Regions from separate parts of the Homo sapiens genome. Here region 2 is linked to region 1. A link is an interaction called in ENCODE POLR2A ChIA-PET data of the cell type or tissue named here. Cell type or tissue: MCF 10A. All regions are shown on one strand. Each heading gives the region's core, and the rest is flanking DNA. Links, peaks and the distances in the headings are about the cores only.

Region 1 (10,744 bases), core at 1,343-9,342:
CACCCAGGCTGGAGTGCAGTGGTGCAATCTTGGCTCATTGCAAGCTCTGCCTCCCAGGTTCACGCCATTCTCCTGCCTCAGCCTCCTGAGTAGCTGGGACTACAGGCGCCTTCCACCATGCCCAGCTATTTTTTTGTATTTTCAGTAGAGACGGGGTTTCACCGTGTTAGCCAGGATGGTCTCGATCTCCTGACCTCGTGATACACCCGCCTTGGCCTCCCAAAGTGCTGGGATTACAGGTGTGAGCCACTGCGCCTGGCCTTCTTTTTATTTTTTTGAGAGGGAGCCTTGCTGTGTTGCCCAGGCTGGAGTGCAGTGGCGCAATCTTGGCTCACTGCAACCTCCACCTCCCGGGTTCAAGAGATTCTCCTGCCTCAGCCTCCTGAGTAGCTGGGATTACAGGCGCCCGCCACCACACCCGGCTAATTTTTGTATTTTTAGTAGAGGTGGGGTTTCACCATGTTGGTCAGGCTGGTTTTGAACTCCTGACCTCATGATCTGCCCGCTTCGGCCTCCCAAAGTGCTGGGATTACAGGCATGAGCCACCGCCGGCTATCCTTCATTTTTATAAGCTCCATGAGGTCAGGAACCTCATTCATCAGTGTAGTTCCAGGCTACATGTTTAGAAAATAAAAAACACAGGCCATCTAGTTCTGTGTGAATTTCAGATAAAGAACAAATAATTTTTTAGCATAAGTGTGTCCCAACCCCATCTCTAAGGGCTAAGCACAGTGCCAGATAAACAGGAGGCCTGAGGCAGATACTGAATGATTACTGAATAAATGTAGCAAGGGGCTTTCTGCCTGTCTCTTCAATGCCTACTGCCCATAGATGCTTTTCTCCTGTGCTCTGTACCCTTGGCACCTAGTAGCCCTATTTCTTCATTTTTTTTTTTTTTGAGATGGAGTCTCCGTCACTTTGTCACAAGCTGAAGCGCAGTGGTGTGACCTCAGCTCACTGCAACCTTCGCCTCCCGGGTTCGAGGGATTCTCCCGCCTCAGTCTCCCGAGTAGCTGGGATTACAGACATGTGCTACCATGTCTGGCTAATTTTTGTACTTTTTTGTGGAGATGGGGTTTCACCACGTTGGCCAGGCTGGTCTCGAACTCCTGACCTCAAATGATCCGCCTGCCTCGGCCTTCCAAAGAGCTGGGATTATAAGTGTGAGCCACTGGGCCTGACTTATTTCTCCATTTTGTAAGAGGGAATGTGTCTCTGTAGATTGCCTCGATTTGGGTCTCCTGTCTTCTGGCCCTGTTCTCTCTCTGGGTTTCCTTCTTTTCGGATGGCCCTCCTCCTGGTCTGTTTCTCCATGCCCTCTTTTATTTTTTTTTATTTTTTATTTTTTTCTGTTTCTCCATTTCTCTTTTTTTCCTGTCTTTTATTTTCTTGAAAAGGAGTTTCTCTCTGTTGTCCAGGCTGGAGGGCAGTGACGTGATCACTGCAATCTCTGCCTCCCTGATTCAACAATTCTCCTGCCTCAGCCTCCCGAGTAGCTAGGATTACAGGTGTGCACCACCACGCCAGGCTAATTTTTGTATTTTTGTAGAGATGGGGTTTCACCATGTTGGCCAGGCTGGTCTCGAATTTCTGACCTCAGGTGATCCATCCCCCTCAGCCTCCCAACGTGCTGGGATTACAGGTGTGAGCCACCGTGCCTGGCCCTGACTTTTTATTTTTGTCTCCCTCTCTCTTTGCTTGTCTTCCCTCCCTTCTCCCCATCCCATCTACTCACAAGTAGCTGGGGGTAGAGTGGTTTCCCGGGGGTCTCTGTCTTTCCCAGCCAGGATCCTTGGGTCTCATTATGGGGCGTCCACGAAGGAGACTTGCTCTGGCAGGAGTGGGTTTCAAGCACTGCAGGAGGAGGTAAATTTGCTTGGAGCATTTGGTTTGGATCCTTGGTCCTGATGGAAGATTCTGGGTGGGGGATTACAGGGGAGATGTGCTGGCTTCTAGGCAGAAAGAGAGAGGCATGACTTTTTCAATTTCCTGAGTAGCCTGGGGCTAGGGATCAGGGTGGGAGGGGGAACCTAACCCCCAATGGAAGAAGAGGCATTTGGCAGAGACACCAGGAGGGACAGACAACCCTGTCCTGGTGTGCCTGAAGGCAGGGTATTGGATTTGATGACCTTGGGCTCAATAAACTCCAAATGTCTGCTTTCATCTCCATCACCATCGTCATCATTATCATCAGCAGCCATGGGATCAGATTGCCTGGGTTCAGATCCCACTCTGCCACTTATGGTTGAACCTTGGGAAATTTACCTAATTTTTGAATCCACAGTTTCATGTCCATCAAATGAGGATAAATAATAGTACTTAGGTAGTGTTGTTGTCAAGATTAAATGAGCTAACATATGGCAAAGCTTCTAACAGATACTACAGACCTACCATGTGCCAGGCACTGTTCTAGACGCTGGGGATTCAGTGGTGAACTAGACGAGTCTCTTTCTTCATGGAGCCCTCATTCCCGTGGCCCAGCACTCAGCACACATTGAGTGCTCAGTGAGAGAGCTGCAGATATGCTGCCCTTCCCATAAGGAGCATTTATACAGCACCCCAGAGACTCTGAAGTGCATTCATGACTGGTGCATTTATAAGGCTTCCCACAAACTTCATTCTGTGAGGTGGGTATTACAGTTGAGGAAACTGAGGCTCAATGCCCAGAGAAGTGACTTGCCCCAAACTGTGCAGCTAACCAGTGGCAGAAGGGACCTGCCACCAGATCTGCCTGACACCCAGGTTTCCATTTCTTTTTTTTTTTTTCTTTTTTAAGACAGAGTCTCACTCTGTTGCCCAGGCTGGAGTAGAGTGGCATGATCTCGGCTTATTGCAGCCTCTGCCTTCTGGGTTCAAGCAATTCTCCTGCCTCAGCCTCCCGAATAGCTGAGGCATGCACCACCGCCCCTGGATAATTTTTGTATTTTTGGTAGAGATGGGGTTTTTCCTTGTTTCCCAGGCTGGTCTCGAACTCCTGACTTCAAGTGATCTGCCCGCCTCAGCCTCCCAAAGTGCTGGGATTACAGGCATGAGCCACCACACCTGGCTGGCTTCCAGTTCCTGATGCAGAAGAAGCAAGTGTGTGTGTGTGTGTGTGTGCGCGCGCACGCATGTGTGTGTGTGCATGCGTGTGTATGTGTGTGCATGCATAGATGGGAGCGGAGTGAACTAAGGATATGTCCTTGTCAGTGTTCACAGGGTGTCAAGTCTGAATTCTTGGAGGGGAGAACATTGCTTCCTGGGGCACACGTAGGCCCCTCCCCCAGCTCCTGGCCAACCCTGCCTGCCTGGCTCTGCGTAGTTCACTGGGAGTGCAGCGCATATTTGTTGAATGCGTGAATGAATGAGTGTGTGTTGCTTGCCCTCCTACCCCCTCCTCATTCTTCCTCTCTGGTTCCCTCCTTCCTGGCTTGTCTGCCTGACCCCCAGGCCTGCTCCAGCCAAGCTCTACTTGCCTTTCTTGGCTAGTCCAGATGGGGAGAGGAGAACACTGAAAAGCCTTCCAGGAAACACTTACAAAAGAAGCCCCTGGCTGGCCCTGGGAGCCTGGGAAATCGAGGGTCTCCTTTCCTGGGGCTGAGGGCTCCAGCCTGGCCAGGACTGCAGCTTGGTGGGGATGGGGAACATGACCGGGCAGGACTCTGCCTGGATGGGTGCTGTGGATTGAGCTGTGTCCCGTCAAACTCGCATGCTGAAGCTCTCACTCCCAATGTGACTATATTTGGAGATAAGGCTTTTCTGAGGTAATTAAGGTTCAGTGAGGCCACAAGGGTGAGATTCTAATCAGATAGGATGGTGGCTTTATTTTATTGTATTTTATTTATTTATGTTTTTGAGACGGAGTCTCTCTCTGTCGCCTAGGCTGGAGTGCATGATCCACCCGCCTCAGCCTCCCAAAGTGCTGGGATTACAGGCATGAGCCACCGTGCCCGGCAGGATGGTGGCTTTATAAGAAAGGGAAGAGAGGGAGAGGGATCTCTTTCTCCATGCACACACACTGAAGAAAGACCATGTGAGCACACAGGGAGAAGGCAGCCATCTGCAAACCAGGAAGAGAGTCCTTATCCAAACCTGGCCATCATGGCACCCTGATCCTGGACTTTCAGCCCCCAGAACTGTGAGAAAATAAATTTCTGTTGTGTAAGCTGCCCAGTCTATGGTATTTTGTTATGGCAGCCCGAGAAGATGAATAATACAAGGGGGAATGCAGGCCCCTGGTCCTGTTCTGTCTCACATAGTCCTCCCAAGCTCAGAGGGAACCAGGGACCCAGGCCTGGATCGAGCAGACTCCTGCACCAGCCTGTCTCAGGGTGAGAGCTCCTCTTCTTAGGCTCTCATCCCTTCCCTGGTCTGAACTCCAGGTTCTCATCCCAGCACCCTTCTCCCCAGCCTGGGCCTCAGATGCCATCTCCTGCCTCCACTGCCATATTTCTAAAGCAGAAATCTGGTCAATTACTCCTCAGCTGACATGTCTCCCTGATGCAGGGCAGGCGAGCCCCAAATTGGGGCTTAGCCTGGGAGGGTTCTTGGCTTCATTCAGGGAATAATTCAAGGGCAAGCGGTGATAGAAGAAAGCAGCTTTCTAGAGGTGGCAGTGTCACAGCCCTGTGACTGCTCCTGCAGAGCAGGGCTACCCCAGTGTGCTGAGAGCTGCAGCTCAGTAGCTTCCACACTCATATTTGCACCCACTTTTAAACACATGCAAATTAAGGGGCAGATTATGCAGAGATTTGTAGAAAAAGGGTGATAACTTCTGGGTCATTAGGTTGTTGCTGCCATGGAAAGGGGTGGTAATTTCTGGGTGTTGCCACGGCAATGGTAAACTGACATGTCACACTGGTGGGTGTGTCTTATGGAAAGCTCCTCCCACCCCATCCCTGTTTTAGCTAGTCCTCAGTTTGGACCTGTGTCCAAGCCCTGCCTCTGGAGTGCAGTCCCGCTTCCTATCTCATCCTCATTACCTATGGGATAAAGCCCAAGCAGGGTGCCATGTATGACCATGCACTGCATAGCCCACAAAATCATACACAGCAGGCCTGAGTCCCATCTCCTTCATTCAGCAAGTATTCAATCTCCAGACATTCTCAGCTGGCACCCAAGGGTCCTGAGGGTCCTGTTGCTGTCTTTTTCTTCTGCTTTCTCTCTCACCTACTCCCTTAGGTACCATGTACTTGAGCCACACCAAACTTGGTACATCTTTTCATACCTGTGTGCTTCACACACGAATGTCTCCATCTGCTTTCTGTGAATGCTGGGGCAATAGGATGGGCATGGACTTGAAATCCTGTTTCTCTGCCATTTACAGTTAGGTGAATGTGGGCAAGTTAACCCTCTGAGCCCCAGTTTTCTAATCTGTAAAATGGGATTAGGCTTATATAATGTGCCTCAGATTGTATGTAGCACATGAGAGCCCCTCCCCACTCCTAAAAGTTGGTTTCTAACTCTCTTTGCATGCCGAACTCCTATTCATCCTTGAAGACCCAACTCAAATGTTACCTTCTTGGTAACATTGCCCTCCTTCCCTTCAAGTGGGTAAAGTTTATCTTTCTCAGTTTCTACTCTTTCCACCAGCCCTGCATAGCACTTATAAACCTCTGTTGGAAACACTGTCATATTTTTCTGTTTTCCTGGTTCACATGAATAAAGCACACAGCCAGAAAACATTTGTTGCATGAATTAAGGCACTGGCCCCTGGGTTGAAAGCCTTTAACCCTACCCCTGCCCTGGGTCTAAGACCTTGCCCTGGGTCTAAGCCCTGGCACAAGAATGCAGGATCAGAGGCCAGAGATAAAACAGAGCAGTGAGCAGCCTCCGCCCTCGGTGGGGCACGGGCATGGGGCGGTGGCTGGTCAGATGGTCGGGGTAAGGGCACTTCAGCCTCCTGGAGAGGTCTCTGTAGCCTGAGAGCAGGCAGGGTTTAGAGGGTGTGGGAACCTGAGTTTTTGTTTGTTTGTTTGTTTTAGAGATAGCATGTTGCTCTGTCAACCAGGCTGGAGTGCAGTGGCACGATCACAGCTCACTGCAACTTCCGCCTCCCAGTTTCAAGGGATTCTCATGCCTCAGTCTCCCGAGTACCTGGGACTACAGGTGCGCTACCTTGCCCGGCTAATTTTTGTATTTTTTGTAGAGATGGGGTTTCACCATGTTGGCCAGGCGGGTCTCAAACTGGAACCTGAGTTTTGAGAAATGATTGGCAGTGCGAGAGTCTCCCCAGTTCCCTTCTGCTGCATGTCCAGCCACCTGGGACAACGGGGCGAGGAAATTCAACTGGAAAAGAGCAAGAAGGAGGAAAGGTTTCTCTGCAAAGGGGTGATCGAGTAGAGAAGGCATAATGAGGAGAGATGGTGAGAAAGGAGAGAGGGGAAGTGGGAGAAGAGAGGGAGGGAGGGTGGGTGGTATGAGTGTGTACGGAGATCAAGAAAGGGATGGAGAGGGATGAAAAGACTGGGGAGAGAGACACTGGAGCGAGGGCTGCGGCAGGGGTTAAGACCCAGGGCTATAAGGCCTGGAGCCTCCTGGAGAGAACACTCCTCTGGTGTCCTTGGGTGGATAAGATGGCTCCTCCCCTCCTGGTTCCTGGCTCAGTGGTTATCCTGCCTCCCCTCTGCTGTCCAGCCCTCCCACCCCTGCCGGGCTGGCTGCTTTGCCCTCAGCAGTCTTAAGTCAAGTTCTCCGCTAAACCTTCTTAGGGGAAACATGAGCTGTGGCAAATGCAGCAGAAATGATCGCCTTCCACGAACTCTGTTCCATGCTGGGCCAAGCGGGGCCACAGCAGGAGACTGAGAGGAGACTGAGAGGAGTCTCCATCTGGAACTGCACTGGGGCAGTGGAAAGGGAGGCAGAGGCTAACCAGCGGTGGTTCAAGGCCCCTGCCACTGGGTCACATAGCTCAGCCCAGAGAGAAGGAGGCGCTCTCCCATTCCCAAAACTTTTCAGGAGAACAGAAGTGCCATAGCCTCTCTTGCATCGCTTGCTGAGGCCTTCTCAGGGCATGCCAGCCTTGGCTCCCTAGTTGCAGCGAAGTCTGGAGCAGGTCTGGGAGGGAGGCATTCCTCTGGGACTGGCTTAGGGGAGGACTGCCACTGGAAGGAGCTGGGGGTAGAACTCCCCAGGCCCAGGGTGGGATCAAGAGGCCATGGTCCAGTTCTTTTTCTTTTCTTTTTTTTTTTTTGAGACAGGGTCTCACTCTGTCACTCAGGCTGGAGTACAGTGGCACAACCACAGCTCACTGCAGCCTTGACCCCCCAGGCTCAAGGGATCTTCTCACCGCAGCCTCCCAAGTAGCTGGGGCTACAGGTATGTGCCACCACGTCTGGCTAACTTTTTGTATTTTTTTTGTAGAGACAGGGTCTCCCTATGTTGCCCAGGCTGGTCTCGAACTCCTAGGTTCAATCCATCCTCCCGCTTTGGCCTCCCAAAGTGCTGGGATTACAGGTGCGAGCCACCACACCCGACCACAGTCCAGCTCTTCAGGGCGGAGCTGGCAGCTCTGGGGCCATCTGGGTTCGGGGACTCTTCCGGACTCCTCTTGAGGGGTTCATGTTTTGCCCGCCTCTCCTTGTCTCTCAGTGGGGGCTGAGTGAGACCTTGGAATCCGTCAGGGGCACCGTACACACTCACTTTGGGCCCCGGGAAATCACAATCCTTTTGTTTCCCTGGCAGAGTGGCAGGAAAGGGGCGATGAAGAAAGAAGAACAAGCGTGTTGGGCATGTGGGGGACACAGAGTGGTTTAAGCAATGGTTTACGAAGTGGAAGCCTGCTGAGCCTGTAGCGCCGTGGCCAGGGGTGCGGGAGGGAGTGTGGCACACCTGGTCTCCCCTAAGACACAGCCACGCCCTCCCAAGTCAGTCCCCCTTCTCTCTTCAGGTCTCCATTTCCAAGGGCACAGCCCTGACTGCCTCAGAACTTACTGTTTTGCAAAGACAAACATTTTATTTTTCATGATAGGAGCTGTAGCAGAGTATATGGGGGCCTCTGCCAGCCCCCAGGCTGGGACTGGGGCCTGTGACCTTGAGAACCTCATCTCACATTCTGCAGACTTTGGCGGCGGGGCAGTGCTCGACCACTGGCTGGGTGGGCTGGTCTCAGCCTCTCCTGCAGGCCCAGGGCTGAAATCATAACCGTCAGGCCCAGCCTTGGCCAAAGATAATGCAACTTTGGCAGGGCTGGCTGCTGGGAGGGGGCAGGCACTTGCTCCTCGTAGAGCAAGAGTGGGTTTCTTCCCTGACCCTCCCTTCCACCCCGGTAGGGTGGTTTCCTTAGGAACTCAGGCCTGCGGGAGAAATGGTTCCAGCTTCTGGAGGCTGGGTGGGGGTGGGGTGGGGGTGGGTGTGGGATAGAGCCCAGCTCCTCCAAGCCTCTTAGGGAAGCGGCCTCTTTGCATTCTTGACTCTCTGCTTCCCCCGTGTGGCTGTGAGGCTGGTTGAAGCCACATAGCAGTAGAGGGGCGTGTGTGTGTGTGTGTGTGTGTGTGTGTGTGTGTGTGTGTGTGTGTGTGTGTGTGTGTGTTGGAGCGTGGGTTGGGGGAGGGCTCAGCAAGACAGGAGCTGAGGCAGAATCACAGAGAGATGGCCCTTATCTCTGCCCCCGCCGCCTAATATGCAACATTAGGGCAGCTACGATACCAGCTTTGGAATACTCGCCTATCAAGGAATGGAAAGAAGCTGGGCTGGGTGGCTTGCGCCTGTAATCCCAGCACTTTGGGAGGCCGAAGCAGGTGGATTACCTGCGGTCAGGAGTTCAAGACCAGCCTGGCCAACATGGTGAAACCCTGTCTCTACTAAAAATACAAAATTAGCTGGGTGAGTTGCACATGCCTGTAATCCCAGCTACTTGGGAGCCTGAGGCAGGATAATTGCTTGAACCTGGGAGGTGGAGGTTGCAGTGAGCCTAGATCACACCACTGCAGTTCAGCCTGGGTGACAGTGAGACTCTGTCTCAAAAAAAAATAAAAATAAAAACCAAGTGGAAAGAAAAGATGGGGTGATACTCATCTGCAAGGGGGTGCAGGACAGCTGGGTCTCCTCTGACCATGGGGACAAGTTCCCCCTGCTGAGCTGCCCTAAATACCACACCCAGCTTGGCCTGCAGCATCCTGGCTGGGTGGACCCAAAAAGCCACCCAGAAAGTGGGAAAAGGAACAGAGGAACAGATATGGAAGGAAATAGAGTCTATCCATTCCTGTTTTGTAGTCAGTTCTTGACCATCACCAGCTGCAAGCCAGGAGCCCCGTGGGTCACCGCCAGGCACCTGCTGTCTGCCACGAAACAGGGGCTGCAGGTCTCTTGCTCAGACTGTTGTGTGGGCAGGGCCCAGGTCGATGGGGTCAGAGGGTCCTTGGAGGTTATTTTCATGCAGGGGTCTTCAGAGGTGTGCATGCTTCAGAATCATGGAGGAGCATGTTCAAATGCCCACCAGCATCTAAGAACAGCTGATCTTGTCTATTGGTCTTCTTCTATGATTGAGGAAACTGAGGCCCGGGGGGTCTGGATGATGGTGACTGCTGAAGGCCATAGCAGGTTCAAGGGTGTCAACTTGATGCCAATCCCCCTAGTCCCATAGATTGGTCTGTCAATATGGCCACAAGCCACACCCATTCAGGGGGTGGAGGGGGGCTCCTTAGCGAGCCCCTGGAGGTGTTGGTTAGGTGCACAGGCAGTCTCTCCCCTACATCCTTTCTGCGTCCTGCAGCAGAGCAGTCACCAGGCCGATGACCTGCGAGGCTGGCTGGACCATGTCATACTCCGCAAAGAGGTGGCATACGTTCTCCTGAGGCTCTGTCTGGCTCTTGGCCACAAACCCAAAGATCCTGGTGGGGGAGGGCAGTCTGAGTGAGGGGTGGGACCCAGGGAGGCATCAGGCTGGTGGGAATGGGGTGGTGGGGGGCCCTCAGCCTGCATCTCATTCCTCCCTGCCCCTCCCTTAGCCAATTGACTCCAGCACCTCCTTATGGTGGGGCTCCCTGGGGAAGGAGATGCCTCTCCCGTCAGACTGGGAGATTTCTGAGTTCAAGCTCTGGGTTTCCTTTGTTTTGAGTGAGGGCTCCTTGAGGACAGGACCTGTGCATTCCCCATTAGAGTGGAAGCTCCCTGAGGGCAAGGATGCATCTTGATCATCAGACTGGGACATTCCAATAGCTTGAGGCTCCCTGAAGTTAGAGCCTGTGCCTCTTGCAGAAGATTGAGGGCTCCCAGGCTCATGTCACCCCCAACAGCCCAGAGGCTCTGAGGGCAGTCAAAGTCTTTCCCATCAGATGGGAGCTCCCTGAGGACCAGGGCCTGTGCCCTCATCAACACTTTGGACTATTAAAGTCAGAATGGTGCCTCTTTCCTTCTGCAGTTCCCTCCCCATGTTGGGTTTGGGGCCCTGAGACAGGAAGGCCTTACCAGGAGGGTTTGCAGTACTTCTGCCACCTGTAGGAAAAGAACATGATACCGAGTAATGAGGCTTCGCTCCATGCCACAGGACCCTGGAGGAGCAGCAGGACTGGCCAGCTGCGTCCCCACCCCACCATGCCCCACCCTACCCTCATTCTGTCACCCTGACCCCTTGAGGTTCACAGGCTCCCTCTGGGATCCCAGGCCCAGAGTCGGCAGGACGCCTTGGTGGGCAGCGGGGCCCTGGACAGCCTTCTTAGTTTGGCCCAGCCTTGAACTTACTTCCGTTGCTCAGGGTCCATACCACAGAAGCGGAGGGTGGTGAGTGGGTAATGGCGCCGGAAAAACACCCTAGGAGGAGGCGGGG
Region 2 (10,744 bases), core at 1,354-9,353, 87 kb after region 1:
CTTGCTCACTGCTGCTCCTCTGGAGGTCACTGTACAGGAGCTCTGGGATGGAGAGCACTGTGGCTAGTATCCAGATGCCCACACAGGACAGCTTGCTGATGAGAAGGACGCGGGCACGGTGGCGGTGAGCTGAGACAGCCTGGACGATGGCCACGTAGCGGTCAATGCTGATGCAAAGAAGTAGGAGCATGCCACTGAAGAAGCTCATCTTGTAGATGGCAAAGATGAGCTTGCAAAAGTGGACACCGAAGACCCAGGACTTGGCCGCGCTGTAGGCCCAGAAGGGAAGGGTCAGGAGGAAGAGGATGTCTGCCACCGCCAGGTTGAGCAGGTAGGTATCGGTCATGGTCTTGAGCCTCTTGAAATAGATATAGGTCAACACGACCAGCCCATTGCCCAGTAGGCCCACGAAACAAATGATGGAGTACATGATAGGGAGGAACCAGGCTTTAAAGTTCCGCACGTCCTTCTTGGAGCACAAAGACTCGAACAAAGTGTAGTCCACTGTGGTGTTGTCTCCGATGTAATCGTCCGTGACCTCATCTTGACACAGGCATACCTTCGGGGAAGGAAATGAGGGAAAACAGGCCAGTTTAGCTGGGTGGCTCCAACTCTGGCTGGGATTTAGCCTAGAGCAGTGGTTTCTTTCTTTTTTTTTTTTCTTGAGACATGGTCTCACTCTGTTGCCCAGGCTGGAGTGCAGTGGTGCAATCATGGCTCCCTGCAGCCTCGGCCTCTCCAGGCTCAGGTGATCCTTCCACTTCAGCCTCCTGAGTAGCTGGGACCACAGCCTTATGCCACCACACCCAGCGAATTTTTGTATTTTTAGTAGAGATGGGATTCTGCCATGTTGCCCAGGCGGGAGGAATAGTGGTTTCATCGTGAGGTCCGCATCATCAGTATCATAGCATCACCTGGGAACTTGTTAGGAATGCAAATTCTCAGGCCCCACCTGAGAATTCTGAACCAGAATCTCAAGTGATGGGTCTAGGAATCTGTGTTTTCCTAAAGTCTCCAGGTGATTCTTTGGTTTTAAATCAGTGCTTCTCAAATTTTAACTCCAATACGCATCACCTGATTAATCCTGTGAACATGTCTATCCTGAATCAGTAGGCTAAGGTGGGGCCTGAGATTCTACAGTTCTGCTAGTAAGTAGCAAGTGGCTGATTTTGCCAAGTCTGAGAGACTCTACATGTGCTGACAGGGGACTGGAAATCAGCTGGGCTCTGGGGCCAGATGAGCCTTGAGCTGGTTAAACTCTTTCTGTCTCTCTCTCTCTCTCTCAGAGCCTCAGTTTTCTCTTCTGTGAAATGGAGATGAATCCTATTTGCTTCCCATGGTTGCTGTGAGGTACCTAGCCCAGGCTCCAGCACCATTTCCTCTCCATGGAGCTTTAATTTTGCCCCCTGGAAGCTCCGTGAGAGAGGGAACATGTGTCTTTCTTCTTGACCCTCCTTTAGAACTTGGTGGAGTTTTCCAGGGGGCTTACAAAAGACCTCAGCTTTAGGGGGAAAATCCACCTGGGGGTCAAGGTTGAGGAGGGCCTGGAGTAAGAAGAGAGGAAGGCAAATGCTCCCATTTTGAGGCCATGAAGCCTTGGGTTTGGGGCAAACTGCTGTGATCATGGGTGGTGGGTGACCTGGAGAGACTCTAGATCCTGGGTCCCCTCTTAGCACCCAGCAGGAGCTCAGGCAACGTGAGCCCAAGTGCCATAAACTCCGTGAATGGATGATGGGCCATGGGGGTGGGGGCGAGGACTCCTCAGCAGCTGTGTCCCTGGAAGGAAGCGCAGCTCTCATCTCCCACTCTCCCTCTGTGCTCCCGCCCTCTCCCCCCACCTCTCTGCCTCTCTCTTCCTCGCATCTCTTCCGGCAGATCCCAATCAGCAGGACTCAGCTGCTGGAGCTTTTTTTAGCCGTCTGCAGGGTCGGGTGAAGGTTCAGCAGCCTGCTGTGATTTTATCAATGAAGGAGGGGGTCCATGCCTGCCCCTGCCTCTGCGCACAGCGATGGACGGGTTTGTGCAGGGCAGGGAGCTGGGCTGGAGGACCTGCCTCACGAGGCTCATGGTTCTATCACCAGGAACCAGATTCAGCAGCTCAGCGACGGTGGGTTTCTATCCATTTATGCTGGAGGGATTCACCGCATCTTGTCTCTATCTCTTTTTCACACCCAGGTTCTGGATTCATCACTGTCCTGCTTGGGAACATGGTGAGGACAAAATGATGTCCAGGAGCCTTTTCTTTGGCCATTGCTAGCCTGAGACGAAAAGTCAGTGGCAACCCCTCTTCCCTTTCCTGGGCATGGCTGCAGCCTGGGAGCCCTGAAGGAGGCTGCTGCCTTTGGCCCAGCCATGGTTACGGCCCAAGGCCTTAGACCCGGGGTCCCTGGACATGAGGGGGTCTCAGCCTTCCTGGAGGGCAGTACTCCCGGCCTCTATGAAGTGCACTCTGCATCATCCAGTCCTGCCTTCCCTTCTCCCCTTGAACCTTGTTCCTGTTTTATAATTCTCCCTCCCCTAGCCTCACTGCCTCTGCAGCCCACAGCCCCACCACATCCTGCCCTATCTGAGCACCCCCTCCCCAAGTGAAAGGGAAGAATGAGCCTCAGCTGTCCTCCTCCCCTTCCCACCCTTCCAGCCTCCACTGCCAGCAATACAGCCCCCCAGAGTCCTGGAGACAGGGGAGAGAGAGGAGGGAGTGGTGATGGGGAAGGGGGCCAGGCTATGGGCTGCAGCCCAGGCTCCGGGGGGCCTCTGGGATGGGGTTTTGGGAACAGTGCCCAGCTTGGGGCCTGCCTCTGGCCTGAGCTTCTGGAAAGCTGCCCCTCTGGCCTCCAGACCTGGGGATGAGCCGAATTCTGAAGCACTGCCTCTCTAGCTCTGGCCTCAGTTGGACTCCCCTACCCCTACTCTGAGCTCCCACCTCTAACAAATGGGAGAAAGTTGACTCTGCGAGTTACAGTTTCTTCTAACTTTGGCACTTGGTGAGGCACACTTTCTGTCTGTTTCTGGATGGAGAAACAGAACTTTGTAAAGTGAGGGTCTTTGTTCCTGCCGAGTTCAGGCCTGCTATAAAGTGTGTGCTCATCCACCCCTCTCCCCATCCCTAGGGCCCCATCCTCTCTTCCCTCCCCTGCCAGGGAGGCCGGATGGGTCTCTATTTCACCAAAGAAAACGGGGGCTGCGAGGGAAGCCTTTGGGTGAAGGTTGGAAAGAGACAACTTTGGGGCGATAGGATAGTAACAAGATCGCCAGATCCAGGGTGATTTTCTCAGCACACGTGCACAAAACCCAGTAACATTTTTTGCTTTTTGCAGCTCTTCTCTCTCTAAGAACTCAGAGTCCATATTTCTGTCTCCTGGGCAGGGAGATTGGAGGTGGGATAGGGAAGGTGGTAAGTTATTTTCCCCCATGTTTTAACCTAAATGGAGTAAAGGAAGTCCAGAGAACATCTGTGGCTCTCCAGGGTCACTCAGCAGATGGTGAGGGGGCAGCCATTAGCTTAATGAGTGGCAGGCGGGCTTATGTCTGGGTCTTGTATCTTCTAGCAAATGCCCAGCTCCTCCACTAAACCCCTGACTTGGGAGGCCGTGTGGAGAAGGGAACAGAGCTTTCCTTGGCAGAGAACCTCACCTGGAAAATGACAAGGAGAGCCACCACCAGCACGCTTTTCATTGGTTTCCCTGTAGGAGACAAGGCGAGAAAGTTATTGCTTGGCAGGGACAAGTCTTTGTTATTAAAGAAAGCAGTGGAGGGGGAGACGCTGTTGGGAACTTTCCTCCCAAGCTCCAGGCACTGTGTTTGCTGAAAGAGAACATCAGAACCAGATTGTGCCTTTGAACACCTGGCCTGCTGCCCGGCATCACTGTCCTCACCTCCTTCTTGTCCTCCTCCACTCCCAGGTCCTGGAAAGAAGCAGCATCAGAATGCAGGGCAGCCCCTCCCACCCCCTGTCTTGGCCCATCTGGGCTGCTTCTTGGAGCTGGGAAGTCTTCTCTAGCCCAGACCACCCCTCAAGACTGAGCTTGGTTGGTGGGTCTGAGTGCCCCCTCCCACTCCACCTGATGTGGGATGAGGCGGCAAAGCTATGAGGTCGTGGGGTAGGTGCACACGTTTCCAGCCCTGCTTTGGTGCTGGTAGCCACTGGCCCAGGAGCATTTTCCTGGCATCCAGGTGAGTGCGCAGCCACACGTGCATGAAGCCAAGCCTGAGTGTCTCCTGAGGGAGGTGGGCTGAGGAAGGAGGATGACCTCACAGGCTGGGTAGAGGGATGAGGTTCCTTACTGGTCCACAGCGATGGAGACTGCCTCAGGGCTCCACCAGCTCCACAACACCCCCTCACTGAAATGACATTCATTCAGCACTGACTGTTGGTCCACTGGGCGCACACCCTTGGCCTGCCTTTGGGACAGAGATCCCTTCCCTTTTATCTTGTGCAGGCCCAGAATTGAGGAGGTGCCCCACAATTGTGTGCTGATGAATATATGAATGATAAATACATGAATGATGAATAAATACATGAATGACAAGTAAACGAATGCCTGTCCTTTTTCCAAGGGAGAGGGCATCAAGATGGCCCGAGAGGACACAGAAGGGATGCTGTCCTGTTGCAGTGTGGGGGAAGGACGCTCTTTCCTGATGTCACGACTTCTTTATTTTTTTGCTTAACTGAAGTGCCTGCACACACTTTCTCTCCTTTAACTTGTTTTCTAACTTAGGCTTGGGGGGCAGGTGAAAGGGGGAACAGGGTCAGCTTTGGGAAGCGACGTGTTCTGGAAGTCAGGAGGCTTCCTGGGGTCTGAGCAGCTGATGGGGACCCCGGTGTAGCACAAGGCCCAGATGTGCTCAGTCTGGTTTTGTGGCTGAGCCTGGGGCCCAGCAGGAACTTATTTCTTCCTGAGGCTGAGCAGGGAGGACAGTTGACAGAGTAATTTGCCTAGATGTTTTAGCTTACCTACAAGTCAGGGCGGCAGTAGCCCTCTTCCCGTATCCTGACCCTCAGGTCCCAGCTAGGTAGGGCCTGGCCCACTGGAGAGTCAGTAACTGCGATGCCACAAGTGAAGGCAGGCCCTTGGCAGCTCCAAGCTCAATAGCGCCAGGAAATGCGTGGGAACCTGTTTAAGGCACCTTCTCCTGGAGGCTGGGGAAGCAGTGAGAGCCCAGCGCTTCCGTGTCCTTGGCCACAGCACCACCTGCTGGAAGCCTCCCTGCATGGCACCCAGGTTGCAGTTGGTTAATGTGTTCCCCGGAAATTGTGTAAAGCCAGGGATTCTGGGCTTGGGAGTTCCTCCGGGAAGGAGAGACTGCATCGGGCTACATAAATAAATAGGTATTTCTCCCGCCTTGAGCAAATAGTCCTGCACACTACTGCTAGACACATCTGCCTAAAGCTTAGCTCTGATGGCAGTCCCCACCTCACCTTCCTCCTAAATCCTCAGGGGCTCTAACCGGCCCTGAGGATGAAGCCCCTGATGCTTGGCCTGGCAGTCCAGTCCTCCGCTGTCCACTCAAAGAGGGCTTCCTAGCTGCATTTTCTATTCTGGGGACAGGCAGCCGCTGTCCCCTCGTTCCCAGCCTGCGCTCGGGCATTTGTAGTCCTGCTGCGATTGGACCCTGTTGCAACAGAGCTCCCCACCGCTCATTCCCCTTTTTCACTGAATTACCCCTTAGCTCCTGAGTTTAAGTCCACGTTTACGCCCAACCACACTCTTCACGGTTCAACGCTCCACCCGCCCTCCACTGACTCATCTAGAGGTCGAGTCTCGAGGTTTCTTTAAAACACGTAAGTGTCTTTCGGTTACTCTAGAGAAAGCCCGCTCTGACTGTCAGGGAGAAATGAGAAACCTCAAAGTTTTGATAAGTCACAACGGGTGAGATCTGAGGAGCAAGAACTGTGTTTCTGTTGAACTCTGTTGATAACCCCTTCTCCCGGACGCTGTCCCACTCCTGCTGTTCCCGTCAGGGGAGGGGAGTTGGGGGAGTGCTGGCGTGTGTGCCTGTGATTTCTCATTCCAGGTGTTTTGGAGGAGGTGGATGAGCAAGGGTCTTGTAGGTCCAAAACAGGTGGCTTTCAAGAAACATCACAGGGAAACTTAGGGGAACTCTTGTATGTGGCAAAAGGGAGCCTGGTCAGTGGCCTTGAGTCAGATCATCCCTGTCTGTTACAAAGTCATAAAGAAACTGGTCTTGGGCAGCAGCTTCAGTGAGACCAATGAAGTTGGGAATCTCTGGGGCTAAGGAGTGGTTGACCTAGATGTTGGGTGTTTTCTGAGTTCTTGAGTTTTCAGTAATGATCATCATGAAAATTCCCTAGAACTCCAACCGGAGCCCCCAACATGAGAGACTGCCCATCCAGGAAAGAAAATTATTGGCTGGCTGCCCCCATCTCCAAACCATGAACTTCCATCCCCACATTTTTCCAGGTCCTCCAGACTGCCCAGGAAATCACAGTTGCCCAATCAGCTCGCCCCAAGAGCGACCCCAAGCTTTTTCCTCTTTGAACTTCCTCACCTGCCAACACAACTTTTCTCTCTCTCTCTTTTTTTTTGGATAAGGGAGGCAGAGGAGAAGCAGGGAGGTGGTGAGAGGTCTAGAGATCTGGGGAATCCACTTTCAGACAGTAGGCAGGGATGGGTGAGAGCCTGGTAGACCTTGCATTTTCTATGTTATCAACTGCTGTATCCAATGAGATAATTCATATTCACTGAGCTCTCACTGCGTGCCACACTGTCTGCATGTATGGTCTCATTTCATCCTCTCAAAAGCCCCATGAGGTAGGCGCTACTATTATCCCCATTTACCAATGAGAAACTGAAACACAGCAAGTAACTTTCTCAGAGTCACACAATGGCCAGCAGGGGAGCAGGCTTTGAAACCCTCCAACTCCAGCAACCACACTCCTAACCATCCTTCTGTGCGGCCACTGGGTCTGTATGTGTCTCTCCCTCATAACATCTCATGAGCTACCCTGGTGATCCTCATCTTAGATTCCAGAAAATAGAGGCCCAGAGAGATTAAGCCAAATGCCTGGGGCCACACAGCTGCTAAGAGAGGGACCTGAGATTTGAACAGGATAGCAAGGTTTGGGCTCTGGCTACTGCATCAGGCTGTGTTTCTGATGAGCCTGCTGCATCTAGGACGCTCCACGGAGCATGAGGGGAATCTTTGCTCCCCATGCCCCACTGGCCACCAGTGCTTCCTGCTTCCATCCCCCAACATCCCGGCCCCCAAAAGAGCCGGCCCCACCTCTGTTCTGACACGGGCTTTGCTGCCTCTTTGCTGCCACAGAACTCCTTCCAAAACACAAATCTCATCCTTTAATTCACCTACTTGAAAAATAAAAATCTTTGATGGGTCCCCATTGTTTTCAGGATAAAGTTCAAATTCCTTAGGGATGCCGTACCACGTTTTAAGGATTGGGTCTCCTGTGCCTGCGTCCTTCCTCCTCATCTTCCTCCTTGGCATGGCCAGCTACTCCACCCTCCCCTCCGCTTGCTTCTTTCTTGTCTCTGTTACTGTTGTCTCAGCTGACCATCTACACGGCTGCAGCCTTAGTCCCCAGGACACTCTGCTTGTCAGCATGGAGTTTTTGAAATAATAGATTTGAATGCCTTTAGGTGGGGCATGCACCCTCTGGGTCACTCTACTCCCCTCCACTTCCTGCACCTTATGCCCATTCCCTCTATTACCTTGTCGGCCTCTGATGGCAATGGAGTTTGCCATTCCTGCCACATCCTGGGCCCATTGCAGCTCCTTGTTGGGCTTGACAACTCCTACACACCCTTGAAAACCCACCTTAAATACCTCTCTGACCCAGGTTCACTATTCCCTTCTTGTCTTGCCCTTGCCCTGGTCAATGCTGTATCTTATTCTGTTGCAGTGGCTTTGTGACATATGTGTCACTCTCCCCACCAGACTGGTCATCCCTGAATCCCTCAAACAATGAGAGTTGCCTGAATGTCCGAAGCAAAGAGGAGAGATTTTTTCCAACAGCGACCCCAGGCTGCAGCGTTCCTCTCCTCCCCAGCCAAGTTTCTGGCAGGCAAGAAACTGGCCCTGAATTAGCTTCAGCATCCCCCTTTGCCACCATTTATGTCCGAGCTGTGAGGCACACATCTCTCATGGGTTCATTTTTTCCTTGCTTTGCTTTTGAGAATTATGAAAGATCTTCGGTCTCATTGCTCGAAGGTGGGGAGGGTGCCTCAGAGCTGCTCATTCAAACCGTGAAAAAGGCCAGCTCAGCCCTGCTTGGGAGTTTTCATTTTGTGTAACAGAAACCCTCCCTCCTCACCCACCTCTTGCTCCTTGCTGGGCAGATGAAGAGCAGAACAACAGATCCTCCAAGGCCCACCCACCCCATCAACGGCCCAGAGAGCCCGTTTTGAGTAAAGCTTGTCAGCGGCTTCCCCTCCTACCAGTATTTCGGGTTTGACCGTTGGGGCTCTCTCAAGTTGAGTGAAGTGGCAAGAATATCCCTTCTTCCTGGACCAGAGATTACCCTCTCTCCCTGCATCAAAGCCTAGGAGTCTAGCACCCCTAAACCTAGTCTGGGGTAAGACACTCTGCACATCTTCCCAACCCCCTGTTCAGTCATGTAGATGGCTTGAAATCAATCAGCCAGGGTGGGAGAATTTACACCATGGAAATTGGCAAGCACTACAAATTCAGGACTTTCCCTCCACCCTGGAGTCAGCTACCAGTGCTCCACCCCGGGGAGCTGCTTTTCAAATGCCCAGTAGCACACCACTGGGCACTGCTTGGTTTCCTTCCTGGAGGCCAGTATGAAAGGCTGGAGCAGGGTCTTCTGTGGGTGACGTCTGTACTGTGGGATTGTGATGGGGGGTGGTGGAGGGGGTGCAGGGGAGTGGGATTTAAGGGTAGATTGGCTGGGAAATGAGGCATTTGGAAGAGATTTTCAAAAACTAAACTCTACGGAGTTCTTGATACGGTGTATTCATTCATTCCGCAGACATTTTCTCCTCACATCCTCAAAGCACCTGAACCTGCCTTTCAGGAGTTCACAGTCAGTGGGTGGGGTGACCACTTTAACCCTTTCACAGCTGTTTGCTGGGTCCAGATCCAGCGTTCAGGGCAGGCGGGAAAGTAAGAGATGAAATCAAGGAGGCTGTGGTGTGGCGAGGAGGGGTGTGAGGACAGCACCAGGGAACCTTCACTTTTTAAAGCCAACCCTTTGCGGCTTTGAGGCCGCCGTGGTGCATTGTTTGCTGGTGAGACAAGCCATCTAGGAACCTGGTCTTCTTAGCCTCAGCCTGGTCTGACTCCACAGCTGAGATTTATAAAGGGGGCGTCTGGAGCTGGATGAACCACTCAGAACACCCTCAGTGCTTCCCCTTGACCCCTTCTAGGTTAGACCTGAGAAAGGGCTTTCTAAAGAGTAGAGTTATCTGCCGGGGCAGAGTGCGTGAGGTTTGCTCAGGGGCAGGGGCTGTGCTGAAGGCCTGGCTATGATTTCTCCAAGCTGAGTGCCCCTTGCCATCCCATTCCATGTTGCCTGCCCGTTCCTTAACTTGCAAGAGGCAACAGCAAAGCCAGATCAAAGCAGGTGGGATGTGCAGCAGAGAGAAAGCAACCAGAGCTTGCATTTGCAATGCACCGCACCATTCTCACAACCCAGTCACGTTTCATTTGCATCTCCTCATGACCCCAAGTGGACAGGTATATGAATATTTGGCAGGGGAGAAAGGTGGGAATCAGAGAGTGGGTAAAAGGTCCTAAGCTCTCTAGGGAGAATTTCTCTGTTGAAACCTGTCCCCAGAGGTCCCAGAGGGCCTAACCTATCACCCTCATGATGAGAACAGGTTCTGCCAGACCACCAAGCCCAGCCCCGCCACTCTCTTATGTCCCTGCTGTTTTAGAAAGACATGATCTCGGCCCCTCCCTTGTCCCCACTGGCACCAAAGGCTGACCCCTTCTCCAGGTCTGAAAGGGCAGGTGCACCCCTCCTGGGACAGCAGGGGGCATTCTCTGGAAGTAGCTTCCAATGCCCACCAAATCAGAACTGATTTCTCCAGGAAGCACCCCTATGCGCTCCACCCGCATCCTCCACCCCCATTCCACAGGGTCAGTCTGGGTGTCCAAGACCCTGGTACTGTTCCTTCTCACATGAAGAGGCTCACTCACCCAGGTCCATGACGCTCTCTGGGCGGTAAAACCACACAGGAAGGCTGTGCCCGGCCTCGCACTACCCCTGTCTGGGGAGGAAGTGGTTCAAGCCCCTTTTAAGTTGTCGGAGAAGCCACCCTCTTCCCTGCCCCTCCCACCCTTGCTCCTCCCCCCAGCCCTCCCTGACTCATGCAGGGCCCCTTCAATGCCTTCAGAGATAAAGGGGCAGAAGAAAGGTGACAGAGGGTGACAGTCGCTGGTCATAGGATCCTGAATCATTAGGTCATTTACATTCAAAAAGCCCCCTGCGCTGCCTGGCAGAATCTAGATGAGGGGCCATTTACTGATTCAACAAATATTTATAGCATGAATATCACATGCCAGGCCATGGGTTAGATGTTGGGGAGTCAGAGATGTGTGAGAGAAGTGTCCCCATCCTTCCCTTGCTCTGCTCAGTGTCACAGTGGAATATAGTCCCAAATGGCTTTCCCTCTGGCTTCTGGGTAGTTTAGGCCAATGGGAGGCACTGACACATAATGACAGGTAAAAGGGAAGAGATATGCCACGATGTATCTTTTTTCTCCCCCCTTCCCCTCCCCTCCCCTCCCTCCCCTTTCCCTCT

Evidence for each region. Peaks named below come from ENCODE experiments on the same cell type or tissue, not always from the same donor. Only the 100,000 strongest peaks of a DNase experiment are listed, where the experiment ranks them.
Region 2: POLR2A ChIA-PET joins it to region 1 with 22 read pairs; 16 of 35 experiments call an interaction of 5 or more read pairs at or near these places.

The regions. Positions count from the first base shown.
Region 1 is chr17:40,467,921-40,478,664 of GRCh38, forward strand. TNS4 (tensin 4) reads right to left here. Exons shown (of 13, transcript NM_032865.6): 11 at 10,660-10,728; 12 at 10,387-10,413; 13 at 7,914-9,809. The coding sequence ends at 9,668. Among named protein-coding and RNA genes, the nearest start is that of TNS4, 28 kb to the right of the region's middle. RefSeq lists enhancers at 2,857-3,748, 3,749-4,638. In MCF 10A, for the core only: no CTCF peak of the experiment used is centred there; DNase peaks (open chromatin) are centred at 3,311, 4,891, 6,771, 8,401 and 4 weaker places.
Region 2 is chr17:40,555,260-40,566,003 of GRCh38, forward strand. It overlaps CCR7 (C-C motif chemokine receptor 7), which reads right to left and starts at 10,213. Exons shown (of 3, transcript NM_001838.4): 1 at 10,141-10,213; 2 at 3,634-3,683; 3 at 1-559. The coding sequence starts at 10,150. RefSeq lists enhancers at 4,771-5,288, 5,372-5,481, 5,952-6,041, 6,062-6,141, 8,852-9,768. In MCF 10A, for the core only: a CTCF peak has its summit at 5,186 (motif pointing left); a DNase peak (open chromatin) is centred at 5,152.